2 separate regions of the Homo sapiens genome follow, and region 1 is linked to region 2. Evidence: read pairs that join two places in POLR2A ChIA-PET (ENCODE). Cell type or tissue: B cell. All regions are shown on one strand. Links, peaks and the distances in the headings refer to the core of each region. The heading gives the core; the rest is flanking DNA. Region 1 overlaps USP8 (ubiquitin specific peptidase 8). Region 2 has its middle 17 kb from the start of MIR4712.

What was found. Peaks named below come from ENCODE experiments on the same cell type or tissue, not always from the same donor. Only the 100,000 strongest peaks of a DNase experiment are listed, where the experiment ranks them.
Region 1: POLR2A ChIA-PET joins it to region 2 with 9 read pairs; 6 of 35 experiments call an interaction of 5 or more read pairs at or near these places.

What each region holds. Positions count from the first base shown.
Region 1 is chr15:50,448,586-50,456,925 of GRCh38, reverse strand. It overlaps USP8 (ubiquitin specific peptidase 8), which reads right to left. Exons shown (of 20, transcript NM_005154.5): 4 at 7,441-7,526. Among named protein-coding and RNA genes, the nearest start is that of USP8, 28 kb to the right of the region's middle. In B cell, for the core only: no CTCF peak of the experiment used is centred there; no DNase peak of the experiment used is centred there; H3K27ac peaks cover 1,645 bases.
Region 2 is chr15:50,373,269-50,381,608 of GRCh38, reverse strand. No RefSeq gene overlaps it. Among named protein-coding and RNA genes, the nearest start is that of MIR4712, 17 kb to the right of the region's middle. In B cell, for the core only: no CTCF peak of the experiment used is centred there; no DNase peak of the experiment used is centred there.

The DNA.
Region 1 (8,340 bases), core at 250-8,249, 75 kb before region 2:
TAAGCAGTTAATTTCTTTTCTTTTTTTTCTTTTTCTTTTTTTCACAGAGTCTCGCTCTGCTGCCCAGGCAGGAGTGCAGAGGCATGATCTCAGCTCACTGCAACCTCCACCTTCCAGGTTCAAGCAATTCTCCTGCCTCAGCCTCCCGAGTAGCTGGGATTACAGGCGCATGCCATTGTGCCCAGCTAATTTTTGCATTTTTAGTAGAAAAGGGGTCTCACCATGTTGGCCAGGCTGGTCTCGAACTCCTGGTCTAAAGTGATCCACCCTCGTCGGCCTCCCAAAGTGCTGGGATTACAGGGGCGAGCCACCACACCCGGCCATTAAGCAGTTAATTTTTTTTTTTTTTTTTGAGACGGAGTCTCACACTGTCACCTGGGCTGGAGAGCAGTGGTGGGATCTCGGCTCACTGAAACCTCTGCATCTCAGGTTCAAGCGTTTCTCCTTGCCTCCGCCTCTCGAGTGGCTGGGATGACAAGCTCCCACCACCACGGCCAGCTACTTATTTTTGTATTTTTAGTAGAGATGGGGTTTCACTATGTTGGCTAGGCCGGTCTTGAACTCCTGACCTTGTGATCCACCTGCCTCGGCCTCCCAAAGTGCTGGGATTACAGGCATGAGCCACCCCGCCTGGCCTAAGCAGTTTCTATCTTTACGCTTAGCAATTCCTTCTGAATTATGTATTCCATTGACAGAAATGATCACTAATATTGACAGGAACATGGTGATCACGACACTCTACTTTAAAAATGCTATCCTTTCGCCTTAAAAAATAAAGGTAGGAAAGAGAATTCTAATTCTGGTAATGACTTAGTAGTTTCCATTGTTCTGAACCTCTCACAGACAACTATAAACTCTGGGTAACCTATAACTACCTGAAGGCATTGGAAAACTGCCATAATCAGGAAGAAAGTAGATGGGGGTTGACACTTGAAAGAAAGGAAGGGCATTAGTAAGATTCCCATTTTTTATGGTTTCACACCTAAGGCAGGCCTTACTGCTGAAAACAGCTAAAATTCCAATAAAGACCCCAATCTCAGAGAACCAGAGTTCCAAATTCTTTGTATAGACTTGCCCAAATTGCCACCTGACACCTGAATTAAGCACACCTGCAGCAGATACTAAGGAGCCCAGCTAAGTTTAGAAGAATTGAAAAGAATGTCAGTTGCCACCTACCATAGGCAAGACAGAAAACTTAACGTTTGAGTATAGCCAAGTTAACTGCCTAGTGGGACAAAACAACAACAACAACAACAACAAAACTATTCAGAGGACTAAAGAAGAATGCAGAGCCTATAATTTTATTGTTCACAATGTCCAAAGTTACTAGTACCAAAAAAAGAAAAATAGGACAACAATAAAAGAGAAAAGGTGCTGCACACTGACTCTAAGATGATGCATTTAGCATACAAAGATTTTAGAGCAGCTGTTATAACTATGCTCAAGGGCGTAAATGAAAATGTGCTTGTAATAAATGAACAAATAGGAAATCTCTGTAAAAAAATAATAGACGCTATAAAAAAGAACCACACAGAAATTCTAGAATTGGGCTGGGCGCAGTGGCTCATGCCTATAATCCTAACTCTTTGGGAGGCCCTGGTAGGAGGACTGCTTGAGCCCAGAGCTTGAGACCAGTTTGGGCAACATGGTGAAACCCTGTCTCTACAAAAAAACACAAAAAAACTAACTGGGCCTGGTGGTGTGCATCTGTAGTTCCAGTTGTTCAGGAGGTGAAGGCGGGAGAATCACTTGAGGCCAGGAGGCTGAGGTTGCAGTGAGATGTGATCACGCCACTGTACTCCAACCTCGACAACAGAGTGAGACTCTGTCTCAAAAAAAGGAAGAAATTCTAGAATTGAAACATATAACTGAAAAAAATTCACTCAACACAAAATTGGAGATGACAAAGTAAAGAGTCAGTATTTGAAGGGAGAACCATCCTGGGCAACACAGAAAGACCCCATCTCTATAAAAAATAAAATTAGCCAGGAGCAGAGGTGTGTGCCTTTAGTCCCACCTACTCAGGAGGCTGAGGTGGGATTGCTTGAGCCCAGGAGTTTGAGGATGCAGTGAGCTGGGATCATGCCACTGCACTTCGGCCTGGGCAACAGAGTGAGACATTGTCTCAAAAGAAAAAAAGGATGAAAGAGTGATAAATATTATTCAATCCAGGCTGGGCGTGGTGGCTCACATCTGTAATCCCAGCACTCTGGGAGGCCGAGGTGGGTGGATCACCTGAGGTCAGGAGTTTGAGACCAGCCTGGCCAACATGGTAAACCCCTATCTCTAGTAAAAATACAAAATTAGCCAGGTGTGGTGGCACACACCTGTAGTACCAGCTACTTGGGAGGCTAAGATAGGAGAATTGCTTGAACCCAGGAGGTGGAGGCTGCAGCAAGCCAAGATCGTGTGCCACTGCACTCCAGCCTGGGTGAGACAGAGTGAGACTCCATCTGAAAAAAAAAAAAAAGAAAAGAAAATTATCCAATCTGAAAAACAAAGAGAAAATGATTAAAACAAAACAAAACAAAATAAAAAGAACAAATCCTTAGGGATTCATTGGACAAAATCAAAAAGTCTATCGTATGTAGAGCTGGAGTTCCAGCAAGAAAATAAAAATGAGGCAGAAAAATGCTTAATATCAGAAACAATGGAGGCCAGAAGACAGTGGAATAGCAGCTCTGAAGTGACAAAAGGGAAAATTAAAACCTGCCAACCTAGAATCCTGTATCTAGTTAAAATCCCTTAAGAATGAAGATGAGGGCGGGGTGTGGTAGCTCACGCCTGTGATCGCAGCACTTTGGGAGGCCAAGGCAGGCGGATCACCTGAAGTCAGGAATTCAAGACCAGCCTGGCCAACATGGTAAAACCCCATCTCTACCAAAAAATACAAAAATTAGCCAGGCATGGTGGTGTGCGCCTGTAGTCCCAGCTACTTGGGGAGGCTGAGGTGGGAGGATCGCTTGAACCTGGGGGCGGGAGTTGCAGTGAGCCAAGATCATGCCACTGCACTCCAGCCTTCAGGACAGTGAGACCCTGTCTCAAAAAAAAAAAAAAAAAAAAAAGAATATTCCCAGAGGTAAAGAGGGACATAATGATAAAAAGGTCAATTCATCAAGAAACTGTAACTATGTGCCTAAAAATAGAATTTCAAAATACATGAAACAAAAGCTGAGAGAACTAAAGGCATAAATAGATACAGTTAAATATTTTAACATGACTCTCTCAGTAATTGTTACAACTTGAACCCCCATCCCACAGTCAGTAAAGATAAAGAAGATCTGAACATTATCAGCCATTCTGACCTAAATGACATATAGAGAACAGTATATTCAACAACCACATTTTCTTTGCAAGTGCACATGGTACGTTCACCAAGAGACCATATGCTGAGCCATAAAACAAGAATACATTTAAAAGGACGCAACATCTTTAGCCACAATGAAATTAAATTAGAAATCAATAAGATATAAGAAGAATCCCACATATGTGGAAATTAAACAACACATTTCTAAATGACCCATGGGTCAAGGAAGAAAGGGAAATTAGAAAATATTTCAAAATAAATTATAAAGTTCTACTGGGAAAACAATAGATTTATGAAAATCAGTGTGTTAAAATAAAATAAATGGAACAAAAGTGAATGATGAACCCATCAATAGATGTGAGAGGAGAAAAGAAAAACAGAGTAACTTCAGATAGAATTTTACAAAAACAGATGTTTCATCATATTCCATCTGCTTAGGCAATAACCAGGGATAATGGATTCTCAAATCTCCAGCAGGACCTTGCTTACTGGTATGCTCACTTCCCCCACTTCTCTACTGCACTGTGTTAAGAACTTGGTCACAGAATAGCAAGCATGTATTCCTATTATCTCTATGGAAATATCAACACCACTTTCCTGCCTATCTCATATGCTAGCATCATTTCACTGTTAGAAACAGAAGTGAAAGATTTGGAACAAGAGCAAAATTATGCAACTGTTTTACCTTGCCTCCTCAATGCAAATCACTAGAGTGCCAGGACGAAAGGTGTTACAGAACAAGAATGCTTCCACTGTTAATAACAACGAAAATAATAGCACAAAAACTTATTATTTGGTATGTGCCAGACACCATCTAAGTGTTTGTAAATGTTAATTTTCTTAATGCACTATGAGGTAGGTTTTATGATTATCCTAGTTACAGATGAGGAAACTGAGGCAGAGGGAGGCTAAGTAATTTGCCCAAGCTCACACAATTAATAAGAAAAAAACTGGGATCCATACCCAGGGAGTCTGGCTCCGTACACTTACCTACTGCTCTATATTTCTTCTCTAGTAGTGCTCTATGCTGGAACAGTATGTGAACTGTCTGCCCTAAGAAGTAAGCACAGTCAGCCTAAATCCAATTTGAGGGCAGAAATGAAAAAACTTTAAGATTCTCTTTTTTCCTATTTTCTTCTCTTATCCACACCTTACCCCCTACCTTGGATTTGTTCTACAGTCTCCATAAATCTAATTAAATAGAGCTGATGTCTCTCCTACTTTCCAATTTCAGTTGGTAAGCTGAAGTGAGAGCGAGGCATGCTCTCTGAAACTAACTTCTGATCCTTTTACCCACTTAATCCCTTTTACTAGGATTCTGATACTTCCAGATTTGGTCAAAATTACCTCTAAGACCTCCCCTAACATGAATGTAACAGAAATGGATTAAGTCTATGTTATGAGAGGTGTCCATGAAAAAAGATAATAATAAGAAACGGGACAGGCAAATAAATGCTTAACAAGTATTCCTTAATGGCAGGTGATACTGAAATCTATTTTCTAGCCACTCACTAGGTCTTTTTGCTAAAGCATTTTTTTCAGAATCTGGGGCTATGTCTATAGCGGCCGCACCTGGGACCATGCGGCCACCCCTAGGACAGGGGCCAGCAGGCCACGGACCCCACTCGGCACACACGCCTCCGTGGTCATAGACCATGACATCAGATGATTAGGCAGAATTTAGCAGAAAATCTACCCCAAGATGTTAAGGGCTTTCACTTTAAAGTTATAATCTATTCTCCAAACCTAGAGAGCATATACCCTCCCTCATGCCCATTCTCAGACTGCCGGCCTGACAAGAGAAATTCTAGTCATGCAGATTTCAGAGACTTAAAGGAGGAAAAGAGCTTTGTGGTTGACTTATTACAGAATTAGGACAGGACAGATATGAAGATATGTTCACACAGGGTTGCTCTAAATGTCCATGAAAGACACCAACATGGGGCAGGAGGCTGGGAGAGGACAGACAGGGAGAAAAACAGTGAAAAGGTTCTCCACATCTAGCTGCAAAATAACCTATACAGAGGAAAATTCAAAGTACATTTAAAAAGCCTTAGAATTGGAAAGGACCCAGAGGTTATTTAGCAACAGGGACTTTATTACACTGAAAGATGGGCCATTCTATCAGGCCATAAGAAGTAAATATCTAAATAATGAATCATTTTCTTAATGACTTCCTTTATAAGTTGAGAGTTATTTTCTTTTTTTGAGACAGAGTCTCACTCTGTCGCCCAGGCTAGAGTGCAGTGGCAAGATCTCAGTTCACTGCAACCTCTGCCTCCCAGGCTGAAGCGATTCTCCTGCCTCAGCCTCCTGAGTAGCTGGGACTACAGCTGCCTGCCACCCCACCCGGCTAACTTTTTTTGCATTTTCAGTAGAGACGGGGCTTTACCATGTTGGCCAGGCTGGTCACAAACTCCTGGCCTCAAGTAATCCGCCCGCCTGGGCCTACCAAAGTGCAGGCATTACAGGACTGAGCCATTGCTCCTGGTCAGAATATTTTTAAATACAAGTAACATGATACATTCTTAGTGAAAAAAAAAAATTCAAGCCAGTAAAGAAATATGTCACCCTGGTTAAATCTTTCAGTTTCCTCCTTCTATTTATTATTTGCATCAAACAGCTCTCAGTTTGCTGTTTTTCACTAACCAGGCTTTGGCACCTTGTATCACTTAAAACCAGTTCCATTGTTCTCTCCTTCTGTATCATATTGCTGAGAATGCTTTTGGTTTTATCTATTAACATTTTTTATGCTACAGATACAGGCAGAAATTTATCTACTAGGATCTACATAACAGCATTATGTTGTTGATAAGGGAAACAATTTAAATTTTAAAGCATGACTAATGGCCGGGTACAGTGGCTCATGGCTATAATCCCAGCACTTTGGGAGGCCGAGGCAGGCAGATCATCGGAGGTCAGGAGTTCAAGACCAGCCTGACCAACATGGAGAAACCCCGTCTCGACTAAAAATACAAAATTAGCCAGGCATGGTGGCACATGCCTGTAATACCAGCTACTCAGGAGGCTGAGGCAGGAGAATGACTTGAACCTGAGAGGCAAATGTTGCAGTGAGCTGAGATCAGGCCATTGTACTCCAGCCTGGGAAACAAGAGGCAAAACTCCGTCTCCAAAAAAAAAAAAAAAAAAAAAAAAGAATGACTAACGACTAAAAACTGAAACATACTGTTTTTGTTTTGTAATTATTTTTGTAAACCTGGTAAGCAAGTCATGGCAAATACCAGAATCAGTTTTTTTTTCCAAATTTAAATAACTTCTGTAACTAAGCAGATCAAAAGTAACAGTAAATACTTCATTCCTATACGCACAGTATCCAGGAGCAGAATCCACCAAAGAACATATGAAGAATTGAATTTTTCTAAAGAATAATGCCAGAAACTTACAAATATTATAAATTAGAAATATTGGGGCCGGGTGGCTCACGCCTGTAATCTCAGCACTTTGGGAGGCTGAGGCGGGCGGATCACTTGAGGTCAGGAGCTCGAGACCATCCTGGCTAACACAGTGAAACCCCGTCTCTACTAAAAATACAAAAAATTAGCCGGGTGAGGTGGCGGGCGCCTGTAGTCCCAGCTACTCGGGAGGCTGAGGCAGGAGAATGGCGTGAACCCCAGGGGCGGAGTCTGCAGTGAGCTGAGATCGCGCCACTGCACTCCAGCCTGGGCAACAGTGAGACTCCGTCTCAGAAAAAAAAAAAAAAAAAAAAAGAAATATTGGGGCCAGGCATGGTGGCCCACACCTGTAATCCCAGCACTTTGGGAGGCCGAGGCAGGAGGATCAGAAGGTCAGGAGATCGAGACCATCCTGGCTAACATGGTGAAACCCTGTCTCTACTAAAAATACAAAAAATTAGCCGGGCGTGGTGGTGGGTGCCTATAGTCCCAGCTACTTGGGAGGTTGAGGCAGGAGAATGGCGTGAACCCAGGAAGTGGAGCTTGCAGGGAGCCGAGATCGCGCCACTGCACTCCAGCATGGGCGACAGACAGCGCGAGACTCTGTCTCAAAAAAAAATTGGAATATTATATGAATCGTCAGATATAAATCGGTAAATCTTAAATATTATTTTTATCTTCTAAATTTACATTATTTTAAATATTTCATAATATCTGTACCTTAATTTAAGGCTTTCAGAGAGTCTTTCAGCTTCTTCGACAGCTTTTTTGATGTTTCCAGGTCCAAGTATTGAATGGAAATAATCCTAAAATTATAGGAAAACCATCCCATATTGTTAGTTCTCGGCATTGCATGTGACACTAGTGTTAAAATCATTAAAATCATGGTGCTTATATAAAGGGAAGTTTGTTTTATTACAATGGAAGATTTTTAAAAACTTTTAACCTATGTAAATGTATAATTTATTCTCCAAATGTCTCAAAAGTATGTCTTCATACCATTAGTAAGTTAAAAAGATCCACTAGTTCATAAATTTGACTTATTTGTAAGTCTCTGTTAAAAAGTATAAATAACATTGTTATTTTTGAGTAAGCGCCAAAGAGCAAAGCTTTCAAGAATAAAGTATATTTTCTTATTAAAAATATGTACCTAGTTTTTTCTCCAGTCTCACAATAAAGCAAATTGTGTACAGACACAACATGGAATGTGTTTTGTTTACTTGTTCTAAACAGATATTTTTGCTTCCACCTGTACTTTAGAATAGCTACTCACATCCCAACTGGAGTCAAAACACTTTTGATACATAAAACAAGTTTTACACATTAGGAAACTCTAAGCAACTAAAAACCAAATGATAGAAAATAAATAATTAATAGTATAATCTAGGCCGGGTGCAGTGGCTCAAACCTGTAATCCCAGAACTTTGGGAGGCCGAGGCGGGCACATCACTTGAGGACAGGAGGTCAAGACCAGCCCGGCCAACATGGTGAAACCCCATGTCTACTAAAAATAGAAAAACCAGCTGGGTGTGGTGGTATGTGCCTGTAATCCCAGCTACTCAGGAAGCTGACGCAGGAGAATCACTTGAACCCAGGAGGCGGAGGTTGCAGTGAGCCGAG
Region 2 (8,340 bases), core at 46-8,045:
ACATCCAAATGTTCTCAAGGAGACTAGAAGACTAGAATGTGGCAACAAGAGTCACCAAGGCACTACCAAACTGAGGATATCCATAGTTGTAGTTGTGCTAGACTTTGTTTATGGTTGTGGACTCCAAACTAAATGGATGTTATTATCCATGTGGTTATTTGAGCAACTTCATTAGTGTTGTGTATTTTAAGGGAGATAAGCTATATTCTATAACAACTAGAGGGTCCACAGAGCCCAGAACTTAGTGTAATATTCTGTTCTGTGGAAATGATTAGAACATTTCAAGATGTGGACAACTGGGCACTTAGAGCTTTCGAAGGAAGAAACTAATGTGAAGCATGGATAATTTTAATAAATAGATAAATCAGAGGAAAAATGACAAATTACAGTTTTGATTCAAACCTATTATGAGAATAATGGCAGATTTGAGACCTCCGACTTAAAAAAAATCCTGTAGTATAATTTGCACATAGAGTAAGGGCACAAATCGTAAATGTATATTTCAATGCATTTTCATAAATTGAACATACCTGTGTAACTATTATCAGATCAAGAAAGATAACAACACCTCTACACCAGAAATCTTCCTCCTGTCTCTTTCCAGTTGCTACATTGTACACCCTTCCCCACACACACCAAGGATAACAATTATCCTCTTTTCTCTCCTTTTCCTAACCACTGGACTACCAGAAATACCCTCTTTTCTTTTCTTTTTTTTTTTTGAGACAGAGTCTCGCTCTGTCGCCCAGGCTGGAGTGCAGTGGCGCGATCTCAGCTCACTGTAAGCTCCGCCTCCTGGGTTCACGCCATTCTCCTGCCTCAGCCTCCCGAGTAGCTGGGACTACAGGCGCCTGCCACCACACCTGGCTAATTTTTTTGTATTTTTAGTAGAGACGGGGTTTCACCGTGTTAGCCAGGATGGTTTCGATCTCCTGAACTCGTGATCCGCCCGCCTCGGCCTCCCAAAGTGCTGGGATTACAGGCGTGAGTCACCACAGCTGGCCAGAAATATCCTCTTTTCTAACAAAATAGATACTTTACTTGTTTTTGACCTTTATATAAGTGGAATCATACAATATTAATTATTTTGTCTCTGGCTTCATCATTCTATTGTATAATTTATCCATATTGTTGTGTGTAGCTGTGGTTCTTTCATTCTTATTGTAGAGTAGTATTACACTGTATGATTATACCACAATTTATTCATTCATTTTACTGTAGGATATTTAAATAGAATCCAGTTGTTTCTACTAGTTATATCCTAAGATTGGAACTGCTGAGTCATAGGGTATGTACTTGTTCAGCTGAAAAGGACAGAAAATACCAAGAGTTAGCAAGGAGTTGGAACAAATCCAAATCCTTGCCAACTCTTGGTATTTTCTGTCGTTTTCATTTTTGCCATTTTGATGGGTATGTAGTGATATTTCATTGTGTTTGTAATGTACACTTCTTTGATGACTAAAGACTCTTGAGTAGCCTTAAAAATGTTTATTGGGGGGCCAGGCACCATGCTTCAAGCCTGTAATCCCAGCACTTTGGGAGGCCGAGGAGGGTGGATCACCTGAGGTCGAGAGTTCGAGACCAGCCTGACCAACATGGAGAAACCCCGTCTCTACTAAAAATACAAAATTAGCCAGGCATGGTGGCAGATGCCTGTAATCCCAGCTACTTAGGAGGCTGAGGCAGGGGAATTTCTTGAACCCAGGAGGCTGAGATTGCGGTGAGCTGAGATCACGCCATTGCACTCCAGTCTGGGTGACAAGAGCAAAACTCCATCTCAAAATAAAAAAAAAAAAAGTTTATTTCCTGCCCCAGCCTCCCAGGTAGCTTGGATTACAGGCACCTGCCACCATGCCCAGCTAATTTTTTGTATTTTTAGTAGAGATGGGGTTTCACCATGTTGGTCAGGCTGGTCTCGGTCTCCCGACCTCAGGTGATCCACCTGCCTCAGCCTCCCAAACTGCTGGGATTACAGGCGTGAGCCACTGTGCCTGGCCTGGATAGTCTTTTATAAAACGCCTATTCATGCTATTTGCCCATTTTATGATTTTTATTTTATTTTATTTTATTTTATTCTTTCTTTGCAATCTCAAAAGCTCACAGGGCTTTTCTTTTCTTTTCTTTTCTTTTTCTCGATATGGGGTCTTGCTCTGTTGACCAGGCTGGAGTGCAGTGGCACGATCTTGGCGCACTGCAATCTCTGCCTTTAGGGTTCAAGTGATTCTCCTGCCTCAGCCTCCCAAGTAGCTGGGATTACAGGTGCCCACTATCATGTCTGGCTAATTTTTGTATTTTTAGTAGAGACAAAGTGTGACCATGTTGGCCAGGCTAGTCTTGAACTCCTGACCTCAGGTGATCCACCCACCTCGGCCTCCCAAAGTGCTGGGATTATAGGCGTGAGCTGCTGCCCCCAGCCAAAAAATTTATGTATTAAAATGTCTTCTTTCACTCTGCGGCTTCAAAAAAAAAATTTTTTTTTTTTTTTTTGAGAGAGTCTAACTCTGTTGCCCAGGCTAGAGTGCAGTAGTGTGCAATCATAGCTTATTGCAACCTTGAACTCCTGGTCTCAAGCTATCCTCCCACCTCAGTCTCCCAAGTAGCTGAGACTACAGGCACATGTCACATGCTAACTTTATTTTTAGTAGAGACAGGGTCTCACTATGTTGCCCAGGCTGTTCTTGTACTCCTGGGCTTAAGTGCTGTCCTGCCTCAGACTCTCAAAGTGCTGAGATTTCAGATGAGAGCCACTGCACTTGGCTTGTAATTGTTTAATAGCCCCAATTTATACCATTCCCCCCCTTTATGATTGGTATTTTTTGTGTCCTATTTTTAAAAATATTTGCCTAAGATCAGGAAACTATTCTCTTGTTTTCTTCTAGAGGTTTTATTGTTTTACTGATGACTTTAAAAATGTCTGAGTTAGAGTTGTAAAAATCAACATCTATCCAAATTAAACAGTGATTTTTAAAGAACCAGTCACAGAGTATTGTGATCTCAAATCTGAAGTAGTTGAACGAGCAGCTCTCTGCAGCAGGAACACTAGGAAATGCAGTTACACAACTCCCACTCTACTTTTCAGCAAAGTGTCCCTTACTAAGTAGGCCATGTTGCAAGCCAGTCAGAAATTGGTTTGATTGCCAAGGGACTAGAAAATAAAATAAAATAAAACAGGGTGAGATTTTCCACACAGGAAAGAAAAAAATGCAGTGAGATCATTTAAAGTAGAATCTGAGATTCTTTACCTCCTATTTCTGAAAGTTCTTGTCATAGAAATATCTTTCCAAGGGTAACTGCTCCACCAATACCTCTGATACTATGACCTTGCTCTGTCACTTATCCTTTCCTTCACCTTCAGTTTTCTCCATTTTCCCTTTCAACCTGAAACAAGCTCAATCTCCCCAATTTATCCAACAGTTAAAACCCTCCACTGTTTTTCTCATTGTCAAAGGTCAGAACAGAGTAGTCATATTTGCTCTCCACTTTCTCACTTCCCACTTCTTAGCCACTTAACCCATCTTGTCAATTGTCTTACCAATCTACAGAAACTGCTCTCTTGAAGACTCTCAGAATTAGTGTGTCCAAACTGAATTTTTTTCACTTCCCCCAAGCCTTATCTCTTATGTTTCTTACTTGTTAATGGTACACCATCCTCCCAGACACTCAGGTTGCCAAAAACAATACATACCTGCCTGCGACGTTTCTTCCATTTGGCCCTTCCCTTCCATTCCTCCTGCCATATTCTGTATCATCTCATTACCTCTTACTTTGTAGCTATTTTAATGATCTCTTAATTGCCCTTCTTGTTCCTGGTGTGTCCTAATCCAACCTATCCTGAACAAGACTACAAACTTAATCTTCTAAATTCAAAGTTCTAATCTTATCATGTCCTATTATGAAGATCTTTAATTTTTTTTTTCCCATTGTCTTTAGTCCCAACACAAACTGGACCCAATTCATGAATTCTTTTTACTTACACATACTGGAGTAAGAACCACTTCACTTCATGCTTTATTATAATTTCCCCACCTTTATTATGCAGTTCCCTCTTCATAGATCCCCCCGCCACTTGCGAATATCTAAATTCTTCTGAATTTTCAAGATAAAAGGCTGACTACAAAGGCTGACTACTTAATACCTTTTCCTGTCTTCTCTATCTGGTAGACTCCTCTTTATCCTGCAAGACTCAAACATAATTTCTTCTCTACAATGTTTGTAAACTTAATCACTCTTGATTTCTGCTTCCAAAGCACATTGACATACTATTATAAAAACAATTCCTACCATGTTATACTGTAATTATTTTTTTCTGTAACTGTCTCCCTACTAATCTCTCAGCTTCTCAAAAGAGTAAAAACCGGGCATGGTGGCTCATGGCTGTAGTCCCAGTTACTCAGAAGGCTCAGGCAGGAGGATCACCTGAACCCAGGAGTTTGAATCCAGCCTAAGCAACATGTCAAGACCTCATCTCTAAAAAAAAAAAAAAAAAAAAAAAAAAAAAGAGGCTGGGCGAGGTGGCTTATGCCTGTAATCCCAGCACTTTGGGAGGCCAAGGCAGGTGGATCACTTGAGGTCAGGAATTCAACACCAGCCTGACCAACACGGTGAAACCCCTTCTCTACTAAAAATACTAAATTAGCTGGACATGGTGGCAGGTGCCTGTAATCCCAGCTACTCAGGAGGCTGAGGCAGGGGAATCGCTTGAACCTGGAAGGCAGAGGTTGCAGTGAGCCGAGATCGCCCCATTGCACTCCAGCCTGGGTGACAGAGTGAGAGTCCATCTCAATAAATAAATAAATAAATAAAAAATAATAATAATAAAAAAAGCAAAAGAGGCCGGACGTGGTGGCTCAGGCCTGTAATCCCAGCACTTTGGGAGGCCAAGGCGGGAGGATCAGCTGAGCCCACGAGTTCAAGACTAGCCTGGGCAATACAGTAAGACTCCATCCCTACAAAAAATTAAAAAATTAGCTGGGTGTGGTGGCACACACCTGTAGTCCCAGCTACTTAGGAGGCTGAGGCAGGAGGATCACTTGAGCCCGGGAGATTGAGGCTTCAGTGAGCTGTGATTGCACCACTGTAATCAGGCCTGAGCAACACGGTGAGACTCGTTTCAAACAACAACAACAACAAAACAAACAAAACAAGCACAAAAGTAAGTGGAAGATAGCTTTTTTTTTTGAGGCGGAGTTTCACTCTTGTTGGCCAGGCTGGAGTGCAATGACACGATCTCAGCTCACTGCAACCTCCGCCTCCCAGGTTCAAGCGATTCTCCTGCCTCAGCCTCCTGAGTAGCTGGGATTACAGGCATGTGCCACTATGCCCAGCTAATTTTGTATTTTTAGTAGAGATGGGGTTTCTCCATGTTGGTCAGGCTGGTCTCCAGCTCCTAACCTCAGGTGATCCGCCCACCTTGGCCTCCCAAAGTGCTGGATTATAGGCGTGAGCCACAGTGCCTGGCCCAGAAGATAATTTTAATCTCTGCATCCCTAATGTCCAGCATAACACCTTGCCCAGAAACATCCATGATAGACTGGGCATGGTGGCTCACGCCTTAATCCCAGCACTTTGGGAGGCCAAGGAAGGTGGATCACCTGAGGTCGGGAGTTTGAGACCAGCGTGGCCAACATGGTGAAACTCCGTCTCTACTAAAAATACAAAAAATTAGCCAGGCGTGCTGGTGGGTGCCTGTAATCCCAGCTACTCAGGAGGCTGAGGCAGGAGAATCACTTGAACCTGTGAGGCAGACATTGCAGTGAGCCGAGATTGCACCATTGCACTCCAGCCTGGAAGACAAGAGCAAGATTCCGTCTCAAGACCAAAAAAAAAAAAAAAAAAAAAGAAACATCTATGATAAATCTTTATTGACTGAAATGAGTGAATCCATTTTTGATCTTCTCTAGCTAAAAGTAAATTGTCGGCTGGGCATGGTGGCTCATGCCTGTAATCCCAGCACTTTGGGAGGCTAAGGCAGGTGGATCACCTGAGGTCGGGAGTTTAAGACCAGTCTGGCCAACATGGCAAAACCCCTTCTCTACTAAAAATACAAAAATTAGCCAAGCGTGGTGGCACGTGCCTGTTATCCCAACTACTTGGGATGCTGAGGCAGGAGTTTCACTTGAACCCGGGAGGCGGAGGTTGCAGTGAGCCGAGATCACACCATTGTACTCCAGCCTGGGCAACAGAGTGAGACTCCATCTCAAAGAAAAAAAAAAAAGTAAATTGTCTTTATTAAATTGCCATAGCGTTTTCTCTGTACATCTCACGTCATATCATTTTCTACCATATGTAATTGTTATTTATGTACCCTGATGGATGGTTATCCCCTAAAGGCCAGAGACTTTGCCTTACCATCTGACAGCCTCAAGGAGGCTAGTAAGAGGGCCCTTACTATATAGGCTCCCTACATCATTGTCACACCTAGATTTGACTTTGATCAGGACATACGGACATCCCTCAAGAGCACAAAATTCAAAAACTAAAGTGATAGGGAGGGACCTATCACTTCAGTAGTATAGGCCAAGGCAAACTACTAAGAGACCTAGTTTGCCCCTGTATTCAGAAACTTTTAATACAGGTTTCTTTCTTTTTTTTTTTTCAGAGATGGAGTCTCACTCTGTCACCCAGGCTGGAGTGCAGTGGCGCGAATTCGGCTCACTGCAAGCTCTGCCTCCTGGGTTCACGCCATTCTCCTGCCTCAGCCGAGTAGCTGGGACTATAGGCGCCCGCCATCATGCCCAGCTAATTTTTTTGTATTTTTAGTAGAGACGGGGTTTCACCGTGTTAGCCAGGATGGTCTCGATCTCCTGACCTCGTGATCTGCCCGCCTTGGCCTCCCAAAGTTCTGGGATTACAGCTGTGGGCCACTGTGCCCAGCCAGAAACTTGTAATACAGGTTTCTACAAATAAGGTAAGCATTGCTGCCTGGGAAAGCTATTCATTTGTTTCTTCATCAATTCATAAATCACTTTGTGGAGAAGAAGGGGGATGCATTTAGAGCAGTTACTTTATGCCAGGGATTTTCACATACATTATCTCCAACTCCCCACAACAACATTATTAGATGAGCACTATTATCCTAAATTTATAGATAAGGAAAATGATGCTCAGAGTGCTTTAGTGACTTATTCAATATCATAGAGCTGACGAGTGACAGAATCAAACTTGAAAGCAATTATGTGTGAGTTTAAAACATAAGCTCTTTTCCACCTTGTCATGCAACACACTCAGAACGTTTCTGGAGAAAACACTGGAGAAACCTTGAATCATAACCTGCCAGAACAAAGGGTCAAGCTTGCACCAAATATGTATTGAGGAAATCCTTAAGGAACAAAAATCAACTTGCCAAGTTTTATCTTGAGCACCAGGATAATGCCTGCTTCCCAAAAAAGCTAGGGTTAATGTACATTTCCAGAAGGGATGGAGAAAAGATAGCAGTTATGATTGTGGGGAAAGGGAATGGGAGCTACAGGATTTGTAGCTGGGTATCAGAAACTTTAAAACAGATTGGAAATCAACAGAAACTCACTCTAACAGAATACACATTGGAGGGGACACATTTGGATCTTAAGTATACTGGGCCCTAGATATGTTCTATTCAGTTCAGCTAAGTAACATGAAGTATTCTGGGGACTGTGGCAGGTGTGAGGAATGCAAAGAAACTAACGGCTCCTGCCTTTAAGACACTGAGTCTTGCATAGCAGTCTGTTGGTGGGAATAGGAGACAGGGTGCCAGGGTCGAGTCTTTTCTAAAAGGCCCTGGAAAACCCAGAGTGATTTCATTGCAGAGGCAGGATAGAAGGGAATCCATGGGTTATTAACAGCAGGCAGGCCAAAAGTTTCAGTGTACCTAACACTAGCCTTGATTATCAGTAATCTTCTTCTTTTATTCAAAGGTAGCACAATATATACACTTTCTGCACCTTCCTTTTTAAATTTAATCTATCATTAAGTTTATATTAAGCAGAAAATATTTCCCTATGAGTACTTATCAATGTTCCTTATATTTTTTCCTAGGTTGTTAATCTGTCCTTTGACTTGTCTATTTTTTTTTTGCGGGGGGGAGGGGGGGGTCATGCAGATTTTTTTCTTTTTTGAGACCAAGTGTCACTCTGTCACCAGGCTGGAGTGCAGTAGTGTGATCTTGGCTCACTGCAACCTCTGCCTCCCAGGTTCGAGGGATTCTCCTGCCTCAGCCTCCTGAGTAGCTGGGACTACAGGCGCACACCACCACACCCAGCAAATTTTTTTTGTATTTTTAGTAGAGATGGGGTTTCACCGTGTTGGCCAGGATGGTCTCAATCTCTTGATCTCATGATCCGGCCCACCTCGGCCTCCCGAAGT